Linked DNA regions of Mus musculus: region 1 is linked to region 2. Evidence: chromatin loops called from intact Hi-C (ENCODE). Cell type or tissue: gastrocnemius. All regions are shown on one strand. Each heading gives the region's core, and the rest is flanking DNA. Links, peaks and the distances in the headings are about the cores only.

What was found. Hi-C counts contacts between places; a loop is a spot of excess contacts. Peaks named below come from ENCODE experiments on the same cell type or tissue, not always from the same donor. Only the 100,000 strongest peaks of a DNase experiment are listed, where the experiment ranks them.
Region 1: it touches region 2 in a loop (2.5-fold over the local background); 12 of 42 quality-filtered maps call a loop at or near these places.

What each region holds. Positions count from the first base shown.
Region 1 is chr14:56,781,897-56,791,642 of GRCm38, reverse strand. Zmym5 (zinc finger, MYM-type 5) reads left to right here. Exons shown (of 8, transcript NM_001253753.1): 8 at 1-1,058. It also overlaps the pseudogene Gm4479. Among named protein-coding and RNA genes, the nearest start is that of Pspc1, 8.5 kb to the right of the region's middle. In gastrocnemius, for the core only: no CTCF peak of the experiment used is centred there; a DNase peak (open chromatin) is centred at 3,952.
Region 2 is chr14:56,594,990-56,604,735 of GRCm38, reverse strand. It overlaps Parp4 (poly (ADP-ribose) polymerase family, member 4), which reads right to left. Exons shown (of 35, transcript NM_001145978.2): 10 at 9,322-9,482; 11 at 7,023-7,160; 12 at 6,309-6,404; 13 at 2,289-2,472; 14 at 1,829-1,985. Among named protein-coding and RNA genes, the nearest start is that of Gm16573, 21 kb to the left of the region's middle. In gastrocnemius, for the core only: a CTCF peak has its summit at 5,786 (motif pointing left); a DNase peak (open chromatin) is centred at 5,791.

The DNA of each region.
Region 1 (9,746 bases), core at 2,430-4,929, 190 kb before region 2:
ACACAATAAACTGGGTTTGATCTGCATTGGCCATGTGGCAGCAGGCCTATCACCATAGCACTCTAGTGGTAGACACAAACAGCAAGTGTGAAGCCACCCTTGGGTTTATGAATCCCTGTCTCCAAAAGAAAGTTGCTTTTAATCATTTGGGCTTGGATCTAAGTGAGTCATGGTGGCTGTCAACTGTAATCTCAGCACTAGGGAAGGTAACGAGGTGGGGGATGGGGGCGGGGAGGATTGTTCATAATTCACGGCTAAGCCTGGGATACATAATGAGTTCTAGGCCAGCCTGAGCTATAATGTGCTATTCTCATAAAGAGAGAAACTGGCTGATTTTAATGTAAATACAGCTTTGTGATGGCTTCAAAATATCACTACACTCAGAGGTCTACAAGGCTACTTTAGAAAATATAACACTTTAAAGTTTTATGTGTAGGAGTGTTTTGCCTGTATGTATGTTAAATGTACCATGTGTGTACCTGGTGCCTGCAGAGGCTAGAAGAGGGAGGTACACCTGGAACTGAAGTTATAGATGTTTGTTAGCTACTGTTTGAGTGCTAGGAACCAAGCCCAGATTCTAAGGGTCTTAAAGGTTCTCCTTGCTGTCTTGATTTGGTGGTGTGCTGAGAACATCGGTGTGGAAATAGCATCATTCTGCTGTTGGAGTGATCCTCTCCACTATCCACATACTTATTGTTGAAATTCTTCTCAGGACAGGGTTGCTCTGTGACTTGAATACAAAAGTATATAGCTTGCCGGGCCTTGTGGCGCACGCCTTTAATCCCAGCACTCAAGAGGCAGAGGCAGGTGGATTTCTGAGTTCGAGCCCAGCCTGGTCTACAGAGTGAGTTCCAGGACAGCCAGGGCTACACAGAGAAACCCTGTCTCGAAAAAAGAAAAAGTATATAGCTTGATATACTCGGTTTCTGACTGGCATTCAGACAAAGGTGGTAGAAAATCTGATCCAATTGTGGTGTTCTGTCTCCTGGGAATCAGTATTGTGTATACCACTTTCAACTGGAAATAAAAATTGGGTCCAAGTCCTTTTATTGCTGATATTCTTTGGTGAAAATGAGATTTATTAATTTTGTTTCTCCCTGCTTCCCCCCTACACACACACACACACATACACAAACCATACCCTACTCCTGGAATTTGCAATATGGGAGGGAAAAAATATTGACACCATGTATTTAATTATAAAACTTTTTTTTTTTTTTTTAATATGAGGCCTCACTGTGTAGCCCTGACTGGTCTAGAACTTAATACGAAGATCAGACTGGCCTCAATCTCACAAAGAGCTCCCTGCCTCTTCTTCATAGGAATATTGGAATTAAAGGCTTGTGCTGCTATACTGCTACACCTTTATTTTATTTTTTTAAAGATCTTATTTATTTAATGTATGTGAGTACACTGTAGCTGTACTCAGACACCAGAAGAGGGCATCAGATCCCATTACAGATGGTTGTGAGCCACCATGTACTTGCTGGGAATTGAACTCACGACCTCCGGAAGAGTAGTCAGTGTTTTTTAACCGCTGAGCCACCTCTCCAGCCCATGCTACTCCTTTAAAAACATTTATTTTTTTTAACATTTATTAATTATATGTAAGTACACGGTAGCTGTTTTCAGACACATCAGAATTGGACATCAGATTTCATTACAGATGGTTGTGAGCCACCATGTGGTTGCTGGGATTTGGACTCAGGACCCTTGGAAGAGCAGTCAGTCCTCTTAACTGCTGAGACATCTCTACAGCCCCCTAAAAACATTTTTTAAAGTATGTGTTCCACATGCTTGCAGATGCCCTTGGAGGCCAGAAGATGTCATCAACCTGGAAGTGGAGTGTCTGGAGATGCCCAGTATGTATGGGTCATGTAAATAGAGCCTAAGTTCTCTACAAGGTTAGCAAATGCCCTCAACCACTCTATCCACCCCCACAAAAAACAAACCACAAATGTTTGTTTGTTTGTTTGTTTGTTTGTTTTTGAGACAGGGTTTCTCTGTAGCCTTGGCTGTCTTGGAAATATGTATTTAAGGCATGTGGGATTGTGTTACCAGACAAACATAGTACTGACAAGGTTTTGTGAGCTCAATCTCAAAGATCTGAGACCAGTAGGAGTGGAGCCACTCCCTATCTGCCACTGTACCTGCTCTGGGACATGTAAACCATGACACCACTGAGAGGACCACAGTCAGTCACATAAAGTAGCACCTAGAGTTCTCCATGCTCATGAGGTATCGAGCAAGCCTTCAGCCAGTGAGCTTCCTTTCCTGGGTATTCCACCACAAAAGATATATAATCCCTGGTTCACTCCAAATAACGTGTATGCATTTATATCTACCATCAAATAAACCAATGTGAACAAGCAAGAACCATCTCAGAGAACTGCTTCATTAAGGATCACAGCAGGTCCAGGCAGTGGTAGTGCACGCCTTTAAGCCCAGCAGAGGCAGCCAGATTTCTGAGTTTGAGACTAGCCTAGTCTACAGAGTGAGTTCCAGGTCAGCCAGGGCTACACAGAGAAACCCTGTCTCAAAAAAACAAAAAAAGAAAGGAACAAACAACAACAAAAAACCAAGCAAATGAAATAAAACCCACTTCTGATGTTCCTTGAACAAAAGGTTGGCTAGTCTCACCTAATCACTGTTCTCTAGACCCCAATCTGCCAGCCAGCCAGACTGTCTGTCTGTCTGTCTGGAGCTGGAGGTACAGGTAGTTGTGAGCTTCTGGTTGTGGATGCTGGAAACTGAATTTGGTTTTCCTGCAAGAATAGGGTCAGAGGCTGGAGAGATGGCTCAACGGGTAAGAGCACTGACTGCTTTTCCAGAGGTCTGAGTTCAATTCCCAGCAACTACATGGTAGCTCACAACCATCTGTAATGAGATCTGATGCCCTCTTCAGGTCTGTCTGAAGACAGCTACAGTGGAAAGAAAGAAAGAAAGAAAGAAAGAAAGAAAGAAAGAAAGAAAGAAAGAAAGAAAGAAAGAAAGAAAGAAAGAGAGAGAAAGAGAGAGAAAGAGAGAAAGGGAAAGGGAGAAAGGGAGAAAGGGAGAAAAGAAAGAAAGAGAAAGAAAGAGAGAGAAAGAGAGAAAGAGAAAGAAAGGGAGAAAGAGAAAGAAAGAAAGGGAGAAAGAAAGAAAGAAAGAGAGAAAGGGAAAGGGAGAAAGGGAGAAAAGAAAGAAAGAGAAAGAGAGAAAGAGAAAGAAAGAAAGGGAGAAAGAGAGAAAGGGAAAGGGAGAAAGAAAGGGAGAAAGAAAGAAAGAAAGAAAGGAAGGAAGAAAGGAAGGAAAAAGAAAAGAATAGGGAGGTGAGAGGAAAACTTGAAGTCAGTTTTACCAGGAATTACAGTTCATTGACCTCTATAAAGACAAGAGCCTGTTGACAGTTGGACAGGAAAATCAACTGAATACATGCACCAATGCAATCCTTTCTTTCTGGGAGCAGTACAAGAAGTACCACAATGCTTGAGTCAGCTTCTCAGAGTTCTCTAAGAAGTGCTTAGAGAGGTAGGACCCTCATGTCTGTATAAGAAAAGGAAAAGTCACGCGTGCAGTGGTGCAAGCCTTTCATCCCAGCATTTGAGGCAGAGGCAGGTGGATCACTGTGAGTTCGAGGCCAGCCTGGTCTAGAAAGCAAGTTCCAGGAAATCCACAGCTACATAGAGAAACCCTGTCTCAAAACAACAAATAACAGGACCAAGATTTTCCCAGACTGAAAAATGCAGACCACCAAGGCACTGGTCATTTCTCCAGTTCTGATCAGCTCCTGTACCAATCAGGTCTGTGTCTGCCTCCCTCCTGAGTGCACCAGAGGCCCCATCTAAACAGCCTGCCTGCAGCAGTTCCCTCTCCAGGTGGCCAGACAGGAATTCCAGACCAGTGTTACCCCCACCCCGGGACATCTACACAGCAGCCAAGTTTATTGGTGCTGGGCCTGCCAGAGTTGGTGTGGCTGAATAAGGGGCTGGCACTGGCAGTGTTTGGTAGCTTGATTATTGGCTATGCCAGGAACCCACCTCTCAAGCAGCAGCTCTTCTCCTATGCCATATTGGGTTTTGCCCTATCTGAGGCCATGGGACTCTTCTGTTTGATGGTCGCCTTCCTCATCCTGTTCGCCATGTGAGGCTCCATGGGGTCACCCAGCTGTCCCTGCTGCTTTGACTCCATGCCAGTCCTGGTGCTGGAGTCTACTGAGCTTTACCATTAAACAAGAATGTTTCTCTAGACGGGCGTGGTGGCACACGCCTTTAATCCCAGCACTCGGGAGGCAGAGGCAGGCAGATTTCTGAGTTCGAGGCCAGCCTGGTCTACAAAGTGAGTTCCAGGACAGCCAGGGCTATACAGAGAAACCCTGTCTCAAAAAAACCAAAAAAAAGAAAGAAAAAAGAAAGAAAGAAAAAAAGAAAATAAAAATAAAAAAGAACGTTTCTCTAAAGCACCACAAACAACAACAAAAAAGCAAAGCAAGTTCCAGGATATCCAGAGCTATATAAAGAAACCCTGTCTCAAAACAAAACAAAACAAAAGGCTTACTTAGGTCTTCTTGTTCTCTTCTGAGTATTGCCCCAACATCAAAGAAGAACATCTTGGCTAATCTATTGCTGATATTGTGAAAAACCTGGAAGAGATCTTTGTGTGACAGTTTTCTTTTTTCTTTTCTTTTCTTTTCTTTTTTTTTAGTTTTTCAAGACAGGGTTTCTCTCTGTGGCCCTGGTTATCCTGGAACTATGTAAACCAGGTTGGCCTCGAACTCGGAAATCCACCTGCCTCTGCCTCTGCCTCCCAAGTGCTAGGATTAAAGCATGCACCACCACTGCCTGGCTAAGTGCTGGGATTTTTAAAAGTGTGTGCTAACACAACTCAGCTTATTTCTTTGTCTTTTAAAAAAGACAGGCCAGGGTTTGGTGATTTAGTTCAGTGGTAGAGTGCTTGCCTAGAAAGCACAAGGCTGTGGGGTTTGTTCCTCAGCTCCAGCGGTGTGTGTGTGTGTGTGTGTGTGTGTGTGTGTGTGTGTGTGTGTGTGTGTGTGTGAGACAAAATAGTACCAGGTAACAAAAAGTACTGGGGACTGGGGCTGGGTAGGTGTCTCAGTGGTTAAGAGCACTAGCTGCTCTTCCAGAGGACCTGGGTTCAATTCCCAGAACCTGCAAGGTTGTCAACAACCTTGTAACTCCAGTTCCAGAGGATCTGAAGCCACTTCCTGGTGTGCAGATGGCTGTCTTCTCTGCTGTTCCATGTCTTTATCTTTTCTCCTTATAATGACATTGGTTGTGTCGATTTTACCTCCATCCTTTTGATTTTATTTAATCTTTTTTTGTTTTTAAAGAATTATTAGCCACACACTGGTGGTGCATGCCTTTAAGCCCAGCACCTGCATACAGATAGTGCATATAAACCTTTGTTGGCACATGCCCATCCATTCTATGCTAACTCATCTTGTGCTAGGTACTAATTATTATCTAATAATGACTATTGTGCTTTCAGACATATTCCTGGTTCTGCCCTTGCCCTATTAGGCAATACATTTACCCAAAATCACTGCTCCATCCCAACAGTATGTGACCATATTTGGAAAGAGGATCTCTAGAGAGAGAATTAAGATTAAATAAAGTCAGGCTGAGGAGATGGCTCAGTGATTAAGAGCACCAACTGCTCTTCCAGAGGTCCTGAGTTCAATTCCCATCAACCATATGGTGGCTTACAAGTATCTGTAACAGAATCTGATGCCCTCTTCTAGTGTGTCTGAAGAGAGCAACACTGTACTCATTTAAATAATTCTTTTATTGTTGTTGTTGTTGTTTTGTTTTGTTTTGTTTTCCTGAGACAGGGTTTCTCTGTGTAGTCCTGGCTGTCCTGGAACTCACTCTGTAGACCAGGCTGGCCTCGAACTCAGAAATCTGCGTGCCTCTGCCTCCCGAGTGTTGGGATTAAAGGCATGCGCCACCATGCCTGGCTCGGGACATCTTTTTAAACAACAGTTTATTATTTATGTATATTTGTAGGCATGTGCCTACAAAGGTTTATATGCACTATCTGTATGCAGGTGCCCAAGGGGGCAGAAGAGAACTTCAGGTTCCCTGGAACTGGAGCTAAAGTGATTGTAGCCACCCTGTTGATGCTTAGAACTAAACTGAGTCCTCTGCCAGAGCAGTAAGTGCTCTTAACCCTGGAGCCATCTCTTCAACCTGGGATAATGTTGCAAGATAGAACCAAAACTATTGGCTGGGTGGATCCTGAGTATGTGGTTTATTTTTATTTTTATTTTTATTTTTTTTTTATTTTTAAGTCTTCAATATGAACCTTACATTGTTGGGCTCATGATGTGAATGAAAGATAGCTCCTCCTCGAAGTGGAAAGGACTGGATGAGCATTGTGTGGGACAGCTAAGAGCCTTGGTCTGAACAGGATGTCTTGTGGGGGTTGAGAGTGTTGGTTTGAGACAGGGTCTTATGTAGCCCTTGAACTTGCCAGGAAGCACAGGATGACTTTGAATTGACCCTTCAACCTCCAGTCCCAAGTGCTGGGATTGCAGGCACTCATTGTCACAGCCAGCTTTAGACTCGATAAGCTGGACATTGCTTATTTGTCATCTAGGTGAACAACAGCTCCAGAACAGATGTAGACTTGCTCATTTTAGATCAGGTAGATCAACTGCCTGAACAAAGGACAAGACAAAAGGATGTAACTAGTAGCCATAGAGAAAACATTTTATTCATGGGAACAGGGAGAGAAGAGTGGGAGGCTGCACTGGGGAGCAGGCTGATCCTTGTGCTAATGAGGTAGCTTTAGCCTGGTTATCTGTCCTTTCTTCAGTGGAAAAAAAAAAATATAGAGCGGATGTTACCAGCTACAAGTGTGGGCAGAGAGAACTGTTGCTCTGAGAAAGAAGATAACTGTGTAAACCAGTTTATTTAGAAAAGAAGGAAAGGATATATGCATTCTGGCCTCACAAGATACTTGTATTAATAGATATCATACAAATTAAGGGAGGAAAAGAGCTAGACAAAGAGAGAATGATGTTGAAATGAACTTTTGTGACTTAGAACTTTTGTCAAAGAAAAAAGGAAACAGGTGGTCTAAAAGTTAAGAAACAGCAGGGCAGTGGTGGCACATGCCTTTGATCCCAGCACTTGGGAGGCAGAGGCAGGCAGATTTCTGAGTTCGAGGCCAGCCTGGTCTACAAAGTGAGTTCCAGGACAGCCAGGGCTACACAGAGAAACCCTGTCTCGAAAAACCAAAAAAATAAAAATAAAAATAAAAAATAATAATAAAAATAAAAGTTGAGAAATGACATATTTTCACATATAAGTCCTATGACATTAAATATAAAACATCTATTTGTAAATTATTATTATTATTGCTATTATTATTTTTGAGACAGGATTTCTCTGTGTAACCCTGGCTGTTCTGGAACTCAGAGATCCACCTGCCTCTGCCTCCCAAGAGCTGGGATTAAACATATGTGTCTCCACTTCCCCGATAATTTATCTTTGTAGCCCATCCTGGATCGAAATTTTCTCTTGTCATCCATGTTTGCTGTACATGTATTCTTCCTATTTCAGCCTGTCAAATGCTGATTACAGATGGGCAATCTGCAGTTACACCCGGGAGTTTCTAGAGAGATAGAATCATTCCTCACAGCAGACCAGCAGCAGACGACCGCAGGACAACCAGGAAACAAGGAGGCTGGAGGATTTTGCTGATAGTTTCTAAAGACTCAGTTCAGTGAAGGCTTTGGAGCAACTGGAAGGGATGGTGGAACTGGAGCAGACTGAGGAATGTCAGGGGTAGTTGGGGGAGGCCAGAAGAGGGCATCAGATCCCATTACAGATGGTTGTGAGCCACCATGTGGGTGCTGGGAATTGAACTCAGGACCTCTGGAAGAGCAGACAGTGCTTTTAACTACTGAGCCATCTTCAGCATTTTTTTTACTTAAATTGAATAGTGTATATCTTCCTGGTTGATTTATTTTATTTTATTTTGTATGTTTTTTAAAAATTGTATGAGTATTCTGTCTGCATGTACATCTGCATACAAGAAGAGGGCATTGGACCCCTTTACAGATGGTTGTAAGCCACCATGTGATTGCCAAGAATTGAACTCAGGATGTCTGGAAGATCAGCCAGTGCTCTTAACCGATGAGCCATCTCTCCAGCCCCCTTTATTTTATTTTTAAGTGGATGGGTGTTTTGCCTGTATGTTTGTATGTCTGTGCACCATATGCATGTCTGTGAAGTCAGAGCTGGTGTCCCAACACTAGAATTGTAGATAATTGTGAACCATGTGGATGCTGGGGATTAAACTTAGGTCCTCTGGAAGAGCAGACAGCACTTTTAACCACTGAGCCATCTCTCCAGCTTTCTTTGTTTTTTGAGACAGAGTCTAACTCTCTAGTCCTAGCTGCCCTATAAATCACTGTGCAGCCTAGGCTGGTCTCTGCCGTCCCCTTATCTCAGCCTTCTAAGTGTAGGATGACCCCTGAGCCTGACTTCAGCAGGCTTACCCTCTTACTACACATGTTTCTCAGGCGTGACAAGAAGTTGTATACTCGCTAGCACTCGACACAGTTTCATATTTCCAAGGATCAGTCTCTTTTAGTCCTTGCTGGCCAGGAGCTGAGAGTTCCACAGGCCTCTTTCTCCGCAGTGCTGGCATTAGAGGTGTATGCCACCATGTCCAGCTGCCACAGAGCTTTGTGAGTCCCTGTGCTACCACCCCCAGCAGTTTATGTCTGAGTAATATGTGACCACAATAATATGTTATTTAGACTTATGAGCATGTCTTTCCCCCACTCACAAGCTCGCTCCTGTCTCGGACTACCCCAGTAGGGTATGGGAGTTCCTAGAATGAGGGTCCTCGAAGCTAGGTAGGTAAGGATTTGTTGGTGACAAACAAAAACAAACACAGAGGCAGTTTGAATCTGAGTGTATTTTGTAGCTCTCAGGCAGGGTTCGTTTTTTGTTTGTTTGTTTGTTTTTTTTCGAGGCAAGGTTTCTCTGTATAGCCCTGGTTGTCCTGGAACTCACTTTGTAGACCAGGCTGGCCTCAAACTCAGAAATCCACCTGCCTCTGCCTCCCAAGTGCTGGAATCAAAGGCGTGTGCCACCACCACCCGGCTAAAGCAGGGGTTTTTATACATTAAAAGAACAAACATTACAACTCTTAGAAGATGTGTTCAGTGAGCAATCACAAATACCATCAATGATGATTATCATTTAGCACAGTAAAGCACAAAAATCAAGCAAACATTACAACTCTGAAAAGAAGTACTCAGAGAATCACAAACAGAACAGGTAGCATCACGATTAATAGAAATCACCCTGTTACAGCCCTGAAAGGGTGTATTCAGTGGGACAGCCATCCAGGGCTAGAGGCGTATTCCTAAGAGCAGGTTAATAAGTCTTTATGGTCAATTATTGCTTGACATCTAATGCTTGATTTTTTATAACTCTTCAATGGGTAAATCTAAACTATTTTAATTCTTTTTAAAGGCTTTCTTTACCATATAGCAAAGCCCACCTCTGATAACACACATGTAGTCATATAAAATTTTATTGTTGGGAAAGTTTTTATCTGTCATAATGCTATTATATAACTTTATTAATGATTTATTTTAATTTTTTAAGATTTATTTATTTATTTATTTATTTATTATATATGAGTACACTGTTGCTGTCTTCAGACACACTAGAAGAGGGGGTCAGATCTTGTTATGGATGGTTGTGAGTCACCATGTCGTTGCT
Region 2 (9,746 bases), core at 4,250-6,749:
TCATGTCTGCCTGAGGGGTCAGTGTCGAAGATGACATAGCCTGCCGAGCAGTAGTTAGTCACACACAGCTTCTTGACTACAGCTGCGTCTTGTGCTTATTCCACCCACCTTTACAGTACTACTGAACTCTGGCCTAGTTCCATGGGTGCCATGGCTGGGTCATAGTTCATCTCCCAAAGGTCCATGTGTCGGAAGCTTAGTCACCAGGACGATGATGTTGAAGGGTGGATGGAACCCTCCCATTAATTAATTAATTTATTCACTTTACATCCCAGTCACTATTTTCCTCCCCAGTGCCCCTCCCCCACAGCCCCTTTCTCCATTCCCCCTTCCCTTTCTCCTCTGAGAGGGTAGAGGCTCCCCTGGGTATCCCCCTCCCCAAAACCCTAGGAGATCAAGTCTCTGCAGGGCTAGGTACATTCTCTTGCACGGAGGACAGACAAGGCAGCCCAGTTAGGGGAACGTAGTCTACAGACAGGTAAAAGTTTTAGGGACAGCCCCCACTCCAGTTGTTCGGGACCCATGACCTACATGAAGACCAAGCTGCATATCTGCTATATATGTGTGGGGGTGGGGGGCACTAGTTCCAGCATATGTATGCTCTTTGGTTGGTGGTTCAGTCTCTGAGAGCCCCAAGGGTACAGGTTAGCTGACTCTGTTTTTTAGTAGAGTTCCTATCTCCTTCAGGGTCCTCAGTTTATGAGAGTTCCCAAGCTCCATCCAATGTTTGGCTCTGGGTCTCTGCATCTGTTTCAGTCTGCTGACTGGTGGAGCCTGACCCGAGGACAGTTATGAATAAGGACCTGTGGGAGTTTGCTTGTACTCTGGCTGACTATCTCATGATGTGATCTCTCCTTCTTGCCCAAGGTTCTGTTGTGATACCATCTACCTTAGGTCCATATCAGAGCCAAACTGAAGGCAGCATCAGGCTCTGAAACTCTGAAATAGTAAGCTAGGCAAGCCCTTTTTTCTGTTTTGGTTTGTTTTGAGATAGTCTGGAACTCTAGATCCTTCTGCCTTGGCCTCCTAAGAGCTTGGATCATAGGCCAACAAATACTTTACAGACATTTTCTCAGGCTATCAGGATGGCTCAGTTGGTTAAAGCTCTTGCCACCAAGTTTAAAGGCCTGTGTTCGAATCCCTAGGGCCACAGGTGAAAAGAAAAAAACTCTTGCAAGTTGTTTTCTGACCTCCACACACATGCAAACACACACATAAACAAGTAAATATTACAAATATTTTTTTCTTTATAACATTCCTAGTATTTTGCTATAGGAACAAAGAATAGAGAATGAATTGCATTATTCAGGCATCCTAAAGAACCAGTCACCTTTGTCACCTTTGTCACAGCTGGTGACAAAACACTGGATTTGGATGTCACTTAGCTTTCTTAAGCTTTTTGGTTTTCATATGTTCAAGATAAAAGAAATATGAAATAGAAGGTTATAGATGCTACTAACAAACATGAATTTAAATGCTTTTGAAAAAGATTCAGTTTTTATCTCATAAAGCAGCACTCGAGAAATTTGTTTTGCTGGTCAGTGGTGCATACCTTTAATCCCAGGACTTGGGAAGCAGAGTCAGACAGATCTCTGAGTTCAAGGCCAGCTGGGTCTACATAGTCTGTTTCAGGAACAGCTGGGGCTACACAGAGAAACCTTGTCTCAAGAATCCAGAAAAAAAAAGAAAAAGGAAGGAAGGAAGGAAGGAAGGAAGGAAAGAAAGAAAGAAAGAAAGAGAAAGAAAAAGAAAGAAAGAAAGAAAGAAAGAAAGAAAGAAAGAAAAGAAAAGAAAAGAAGAGAAAAGAAAAGAAAAGAAGCCACCTTACCTCCAGCCTCTGGAACACTGGAGGGCTCAGCCCTTTGCTCCTCTACTTCGGTATTTTCATGAGGATGGAATTCCTTTATTTGATCTCCAGGAGTGCAAAATTTAACAATGTATTTCATTTTAACTTGGTTGGTTTTATATACAACAAATTCATCGTCCTAGAGCAAATGGGAATTGACAGGAGAGAATAAGTGAAGAGAAGATAGGCCAAAACCTCCCAGAGAAGCAGACTCTTGTATGTGCTAATTAGCAAAGATGGTGGCATGCCTCCCATGAACACATAATTAATGAAATGGACGCAAGCCTCTGAGGCTGGCCTTTGCACACTTGGGCCCATTTTGCCTGTTTTGGCTCCTTTCTTGTTTGTTTACTGTTTGATTTTTTATTTTAAAAAAGTGCTAGGTGAGGGCTTGACCACTGACCCATAACCCTGGGTCTGTGTGTGTCCCCAAATAAAATACCTGAAAGTCTGTGGGGACAGAGGTGGTTTCCGAAACTCCATGCACACTGTCATAGCCTGGTGGCGCCTCAGTTAAAGAAAAGTCCTTCTTGAATAAGTTCACACACTTTCCCAGGGCAACGTCACAGACGACCAGGAGTCTGGACCCATCTGTCTCTCCTGCGTGTGCATACTTAATGCTTGTACTGCATGAGGAAGCAAATAAACACAAGTCATAATGGCTCCCGGCCAGCCTCGCTTCATTGTATAAATAAGAGACAGCTTGGGCATCTCTAACCCAAAACTGTGAATCAAAATCTGAAATGGCACAAACTGAAAACTTTGAGCATTAATCGGTGTGACAGCACAGACGGAAAAATTCTACCCCTAACCTTGTGATGGTAGCAGTCCAAGGTACACACACTAAACATACCGTGTAACATCACCACCAAGCTACATTTATCAGGTGTCGACGAAACATAAATGAATTTCACATTGGGATTCGTGTGGTCCCAAAGGTCTCTCTTTATGTATAAACATAATTCCAAATCTGAAAAAAAAATTCTGGTACTTCAGACAAGGGATGATCAGCCTGCATTGTCGAGACTTTCTGGGAGGTCACTCCAGAGTTTACCACCATTGCAGTAACTTCAAAGATACAAGTTAGAACTTCATGGTGAGAAGTTGGGTAGGTGAGCACCTATAACCCAGTACTTGGGAAAGTGAGGTAGAAGGATCATGAGTTCAAGGGCAGCCTCAGCTACACAGTAAAACCCTATTGAAGAAGAGAGAATGGGAAGGAGGGGATGAAAGAGGGAAGAGACAAGGAGAAGGAGTTGTTCATTATGTACTTATTTCTTTAAAAAGTTCAGTTACGGGCACACACCTGTTACTCTAGCTCATAGAAGGCTGAAGTAGGAGGATCACAGCAAGTTCAAGGCTAGCTTAGGATACATAATGAGTTCCCAGCGGGGCCTGGGCTAGATAGTGAGACCCTCTCTCAAAAAGAATAAAAACAAACAATTAGGCAAAGGTGTATATAGTGCTCTTCTTTATGGCAAGTAGCACTCAAAGTACTTTGTTCTCTGTCAGCTACTAATAATATCTATATTGTGCTGAAAGAAATGCCAGAGTAATCAGTAAAAAGGAAACATTTTTTTGCATAAAAATAGCTCTTGTGTTTTACAATCCCACTTTAAAAAGCAGATCAGAAATGTGTGAGCTTGTGGAAAATCAAAGCTGCAGGCAGTTTTTGCTTGAATAGATTATATCCCAACCCCAGGTTTCCCTCCCTCCTCCTCTCCTCACAGTCTCTGCCCCAACCTTCCTTCTTCCCCAGATCACTCTTCCTGTCTCCCTTCTAAAAAAGAGCAGGCCTCCCTGGGATATCAGCAGAACATGGCATAAGAAGTTACAACAAGACCAGGCACATTCCCTCCTACCAGGGCTGAAGGAGGGGAGGCCACTCAGTAGGAGGAAAAAGGTCCCAGGGGCAGGCAACAGAGAGCCCCATCCCCACTGTTACGAGTCCCATCAACACCCCAAGCTAAACAGCCACAGCATGTATGCCGAGGACCTGGCACAGACAGGGGCAGGCTCCATGATTGCTGCTTTAGTCTCTGTGAGCCCCTATGAGCCTGCTTAGTTCTGTGGGCCGTGTTCTTCTGGGGTTCTCGACCCCTCTGGCTCCTAGAATCCTTCCCCTCACTTAAAGAAAAACCATTTTGTTAAGAAAGCTGTACTAATTTGCTAAACACATGAAACTCAAGAAGAATGAAGACTGAAGTGTGGACACTATGCCCCTCCTTAGAATTGGGAACAAAACACCCATGGAAGGAGTTACAGAGACAAAGTTTGGAGCTGAGATGAAAGGATGGACCATTTAGAGACTGCCATATCCAGGGATCCACCCCATAATCAGCTTCCAAACCCTGACACCATTGCATACACTAGCAAGATTTTGTTGAAAGGACCCAGATGTAGCTGTCTCTTGTGAGACTATGTCGGGGCCTAGCAAACACAGAAGTGGATGCTCACAGTCAGCTATTGGATGGATCACAGGGCTCCCAATGGAGGAGCTAGAGAAAGTACCCAAGGAGCTAAAGGGATCTGCAACCCTATAGGTGGAACAACATTATGAACTAACCAGTACCCCGGAGCTCTTGACTCTAGCTGCATATGTATCAAAAGATGGCCTAGTCGGCCATCACTGGAAAGAGAGGCCCATTGGACTTGCAAACTGTATATGCCCCAGTACAGGGGAACACCAGGGCCAAAAAAAATGGGAATGGGTGGGTAGGGAAGTGGGGGGGAGGGTATGGGGGACTTTTGGGATAGCATTGGAAATGTAATTGAGGAAAATATGTAATAAAAAATATTAAAAAAAAGAAAGCTGTACTGATTTGAGTGCACTGAAGCTCATGAAGATGATTAAATGCTAAACAAGTAAGTGCTGGCCAAAGGAAAGAGAGACGGCCTATCTTCATAGCCTCTCCCAAGTCACATGGAGAGTCAACCAGGTCAAAGATTAGGAATGGGCAACCAAAAGCCACCGAGGACTTTGGTTTTGGTAAAATTAAAACAGTACCTAGAAAAACATGGTACCATCTAAAGATGTTTACTTTGTATTTAACGTGTATGTGCATGGTACAAGCATGCGTGCATGTGTGTGCGTTTGTGTGTGTGTGTATTGTAGGTGGATACTTGTGCCATGGCATGACTATGGAGGTCAGAGGACAATTTTAGAGTCACTTCTTAACTTGCTCCTCTATTTGAATTCTAGGAATTAAACTCTGGTTGCCAGGCATTAGCCGTAAGGCCTTTACTGGCTGAGCCATCATGGTGGCCCCTGCACTATTAATTAAAAAAACAAAAAGCAAAAAAACAAGGAAATGGGTGTGGTGATGCATACCTTTAATCCCAGCATCAGGGAAGCAGAGGTAGGCAGATTTCTGTGAGTCTGAGGCCAGCCTGGTCTACAAGGCAAGTCCTAGGCCAGCCAGAGCTACACAGTGAGATCCCATCTCAAGAAAACTTAACAGGAAAACAAAGCCTAAGAGACAGAGAGACAGCATCAGCAACAGCAGGCACTGCTGACGCGGCCTCTGAATGAGATGTTTCCTCCACAGTCTCGGGCATTTGAACACTTGGCCCAGTCAGCAGCACTGTTTGTGGAGGCTCAGGAGGGAGTGGCCTTGTTGGAGGAGCTGTGTGCTAGGGGCTGGTTTTGAAGTTTCAAACCTCAGGCCATTTCTAGTCCGCTCTATTCTGTGCTTGTAGTTCAAGATGTGAGCCCTCGGCTTAGTGCTCTGGAAGTCACGCCTCTGCTCCACCATCTGGTACTCTAACTCCCTGGAACCACAAGCCCCAAACACACAAACTCCTCCTTCTATCAGCTACCTTGGCTGTGGTGCTTTAGCAGCAACAGGAAAGCAAAGAACACTGCTGTCCGGGAGAAAGAACAAAACAGCAAAGGCCTGCTCCCCATGTGACCCACGTTAGTTGCATGTTCTGAGGCTAGCGCCCCCTGGTGGCCTTAAGGTCCCCATCTGTGCTATGAGATTTCCCTGTGGGGTGGGGTCTGAGAGTAGAGGTGGTAAGGGGCACTGGAAAAGATGCAGCTAGAAAACATGTAAAAGCTGAGGCAGGTTGGCAAGATGGCCCAGTGAGTAAAGGTCCTGCTACCAAGCCTGACGACCTGAGTTTGATCCGTGGGCTCCACTGGGTAGAAGGACAGACCTGACCCCATCGTGTTGTCATCTGACCTCCATGAATGCACTGTGGCATGCCCACGTCTCCCCACACACTAAATAAATAGATAAAAGTAATACAAAAAACAAAGGCTCTGAGCAAAAGAAAAACACTCAAGACTTCAAACATAATTGTCCCAAATGTTCACTACAGAAGCCATGCTTTTACAGTATGCAGTGGCAATGGCTGCTTTCAGTGATGCTTCAGTGGGCGAAAGAGCTCCTCACTAAAGAAAGAGAGGGAAGTTTGCAAGGAGCCCTCTGCGATGGGGGTTGGGACAGAAGACACTAACCTGAGTGAGTCGCTGAAGTAGATCCCGCTCCCGAGATTTCCAACATCTGTTCTCTGTACACCGCGGTCTTCAGCTACCTTAGGTAAGAGCAGCCCTCTGAAAGAGAAGGGGGGATTGTGATTTCCTGAAGGAAAGGACTCTGCCACACAGCCTTCAAACTCAGGGACCAACAGGAAATCCACTGTCTTTACAAACTTCAGGTCAGAGTTCAACTGGCCCTCCATACCTATAGTCAACCAACCATGGATTCAAAATACTCAGGAAAAAAAAACCCATCTCTACTGAATAGGTACAGATTTTCTTGTCATTGTTTTTTTTTTTTTAAGATTTATTTAATTATGCATATGAACACTCTAACTCCCTGTATATCTGCATGACAGAAGAAGGCATCAGATCCCATTATAGATGGTTGTGAGCCACAGTGTGGCTGCTGGATATTGAACTCAAGCTCTTAAGCACTGAGCCCCCTATCCAGCCCTTGTCATTAGTTTCTACACAACACTTCGCGTCAACAGTTTCCATAGCATTCATACTGTATTAGATACCATTAAATCACTTACATATGACTAGATTTGATGCTTTTAACTGAAAAGCCCATGTGGTTTGTTCATTTATTATGGTATTGTTTAGGATCAAAGACAAAAGTACACGAGAAAGGGGAACATTTCACATTCGTGAGTCTGAAAACTAAAAAGTAAAGACTGTGGCTCTTACCGGGACAAGATTCCAAGAATGTTCCGCACAGGAGATCCATGAAATAAGAGTCGCACGTTGCCCAGTTTGCTTAAAAACTCCGTAGCTTCATTCACTCTGCCAACTCTAAATATCTGCAAGATATCTACTGGTTGTTCACTGGAAGAATTAGGAGAAAAACATTGAGGTCACACAATTAGAAGAAAAATAAAAATCATCAATAGGAGAAATCTCAAGAAAACTCAGCTGTCTGTGGTTCAGTAGTTAAAGGTGCTTGCTGCTAAGTCTGCCACTAAGTCTTGGGGGCCATGTGATAAAAGGGAGAAGAACAATCCCCCCCCAAACCATTCTCTGATCCTTACATGCACACTGGGCAAATGTATGCATTTTCACTCTCACTCTCTCTCTCTCTCTCTCTCTCTCTCTCACACACACACACACACACACACACACACTTTCTGTTGCTGCCATGACCAAAAGCAAGAGGAAAGGGTTGTGTGTGTGTTTGGTTATAGGTTACAGTCCATGATGATGAAGGAAGGGAAGCAAAATTCAAGCAGGCATGAAACCTGGAGGTAGGAACAGAAGCAGAGACCACAGAGAAATGCTGCTCACTGGGAGGCATGGGACATTGGGACACTGTTGAGGGACACCATAGTCGGAAGCATCCTACTGTAACCTGACATTGATCATGGATAGGATATATATACAGAAATTAAGAATGTCCATCAAGGCTGTTCATGGTGGTGCACACTTGTCCTAGCAGTTAGGAAACAGGCAGGAGGATTGCACAAGTTCAAAGCCAGCATGGTCTACATAGTAAGTTCTAGGCTAGCCTGTGCTATCTAGGAAGACCCTATCTCAACTCACTCACCTGAAAAATAGGTGATTAACGATCAGGGCATTTAATCCAGAGAGCTGATCTACCAGCATATACGAGGTGAATCGTGAACAAAATAGGCTCCACGGTAGGGCTCTAAGTGGTTGTGTTATCTGTGGCAGTGACAGTGAGGGTGGCAGACATATCTGTCTTTGTAGTTTTACGTGGTTTCTAAACCTTCACAAAGTACATTTGTCTTAGCTGGACATGGTGTTCATGCCCATATTCCCAGCCCCCTGGAGGTTGAGACAGGAGGATCTCTCTAAGTAAGGTCAAGGCCATTCTGGGCTGAAGAATGAGACCCTGTCTCCAAACCAAACCAGATAGTCTTAGCTAAGAAAAACTACAAACCACAGGCTGTGGATGCAAATGCAACTCATATTTAGCGGCTTCTGTCTTGGTGTCACTTCTGTTGCCATTGTAAGTACCCTGACCAAGAGCACCTTAGGGAGGAGAGGGTTTGTTTGGTTTACAATTCCGACTACAGTCTATTACTGATGAGAAGTACAGGCAGAACTCAGAGCAGTGAGTCATACCACACCCACAACCAAGAGCCAGGAGAGAGAACGAAAGCACAGACCCTTACTTGTTTACTCTTTCTCTCAGCTAGACTCTTCCTCTCTTACACTATTCAGGACCCCAAACCAGGGAGTAGTGCTACCCAGTCTTCCTAGCTCAGTTAGCAATCAAGACAGTCCCCTACAGATACTCACAGGTGACAGGTTGTGTCAAGTCCTAGTCAAAAATGTCCAGCACAGGGCTGGCAGGCACTGACTGTGGCAATCTGAGTTCTATCTCTGAGACTTTTAAAATTGCATTTGTTGATTTGGTGTGTGTGTGTGTGTGTGGTGTGTGGGATGTGTGTGTGTGGTGTGGAATGTGTAGGATGTGTGTGTGTGTGTGTGTGGTGTGTGGAATGTGTGAGATGTGTGTGTGTGGTGTGTGGGATGTGTGTGTGTGGTGTGGAATGTGTAGGATGTATATGTGTGTGTGTGTGTGTGTGTGTGTGTGGTGTGTGGAATGTGTGAGATGTGTGTGTGTGATGTGTGTGATGTGTGTGTGTGTGTGTGTGATGTGTGTGGTATGTGTGTGAATGTGTGTACGTGCATGTACACACAGAAATGTGTGTATGTGCCCACAGGTGTCATGGCACTCCTGTGAAGATTAGAGAACAACTTCTGGGAGTTGGCTCTCTGTCTCCACCCTGGGGATCCTGAGGACGGAGCTCAGGTTGTTGGGATCAGTAGCAAGTGCTTTGACTCACTGCGACATCTCCTCAGTTCCTCAAGACTATGTAAACACAGAAAGTGACTCTCTTAGTTATCGTCTGCAGATGTCTTGTTAGAATGCAGACGATTACATTCTCTAACTGTCCGGATTGACTTGCCAACAGGATCTCAAGAGCACTGCATTTTTACATGAGACTTGCATCATGCTTACCTTCGATTATTCTGCAACACTTCTTTTCTAACCCTGGAAAATTCTTCAGTGTTCTGGTCAACATGTTCGATTTTGCATCGCAAAGCACGGTATTTGGCAAGAGATGGTGGGTTGGGTTTGGATAAATTAGTTTCACAAACATTCACCATGTCTCTTACCAGCTGTGGGTGGAATGATACAGAGATGTTAGAGATACCACCTATCCAAGCTAGTGTGTATATTAAATTAATATTTTCCAAAAAGATAAAAATTAGTTTTCTTTTTCACAGAGTTTTTGATTAATATCTTATGTTGGCAGTATACTAAACTGGATAAATGCTGCTCACATTGCTGTGCATGGTGGCTCACACCTATAACCTTTGCCCTAGGGAGAGGAGGCAGCAAGACTGTTCTAAGTTCAAGGTTAGCCTAGGTTATACAGTAAG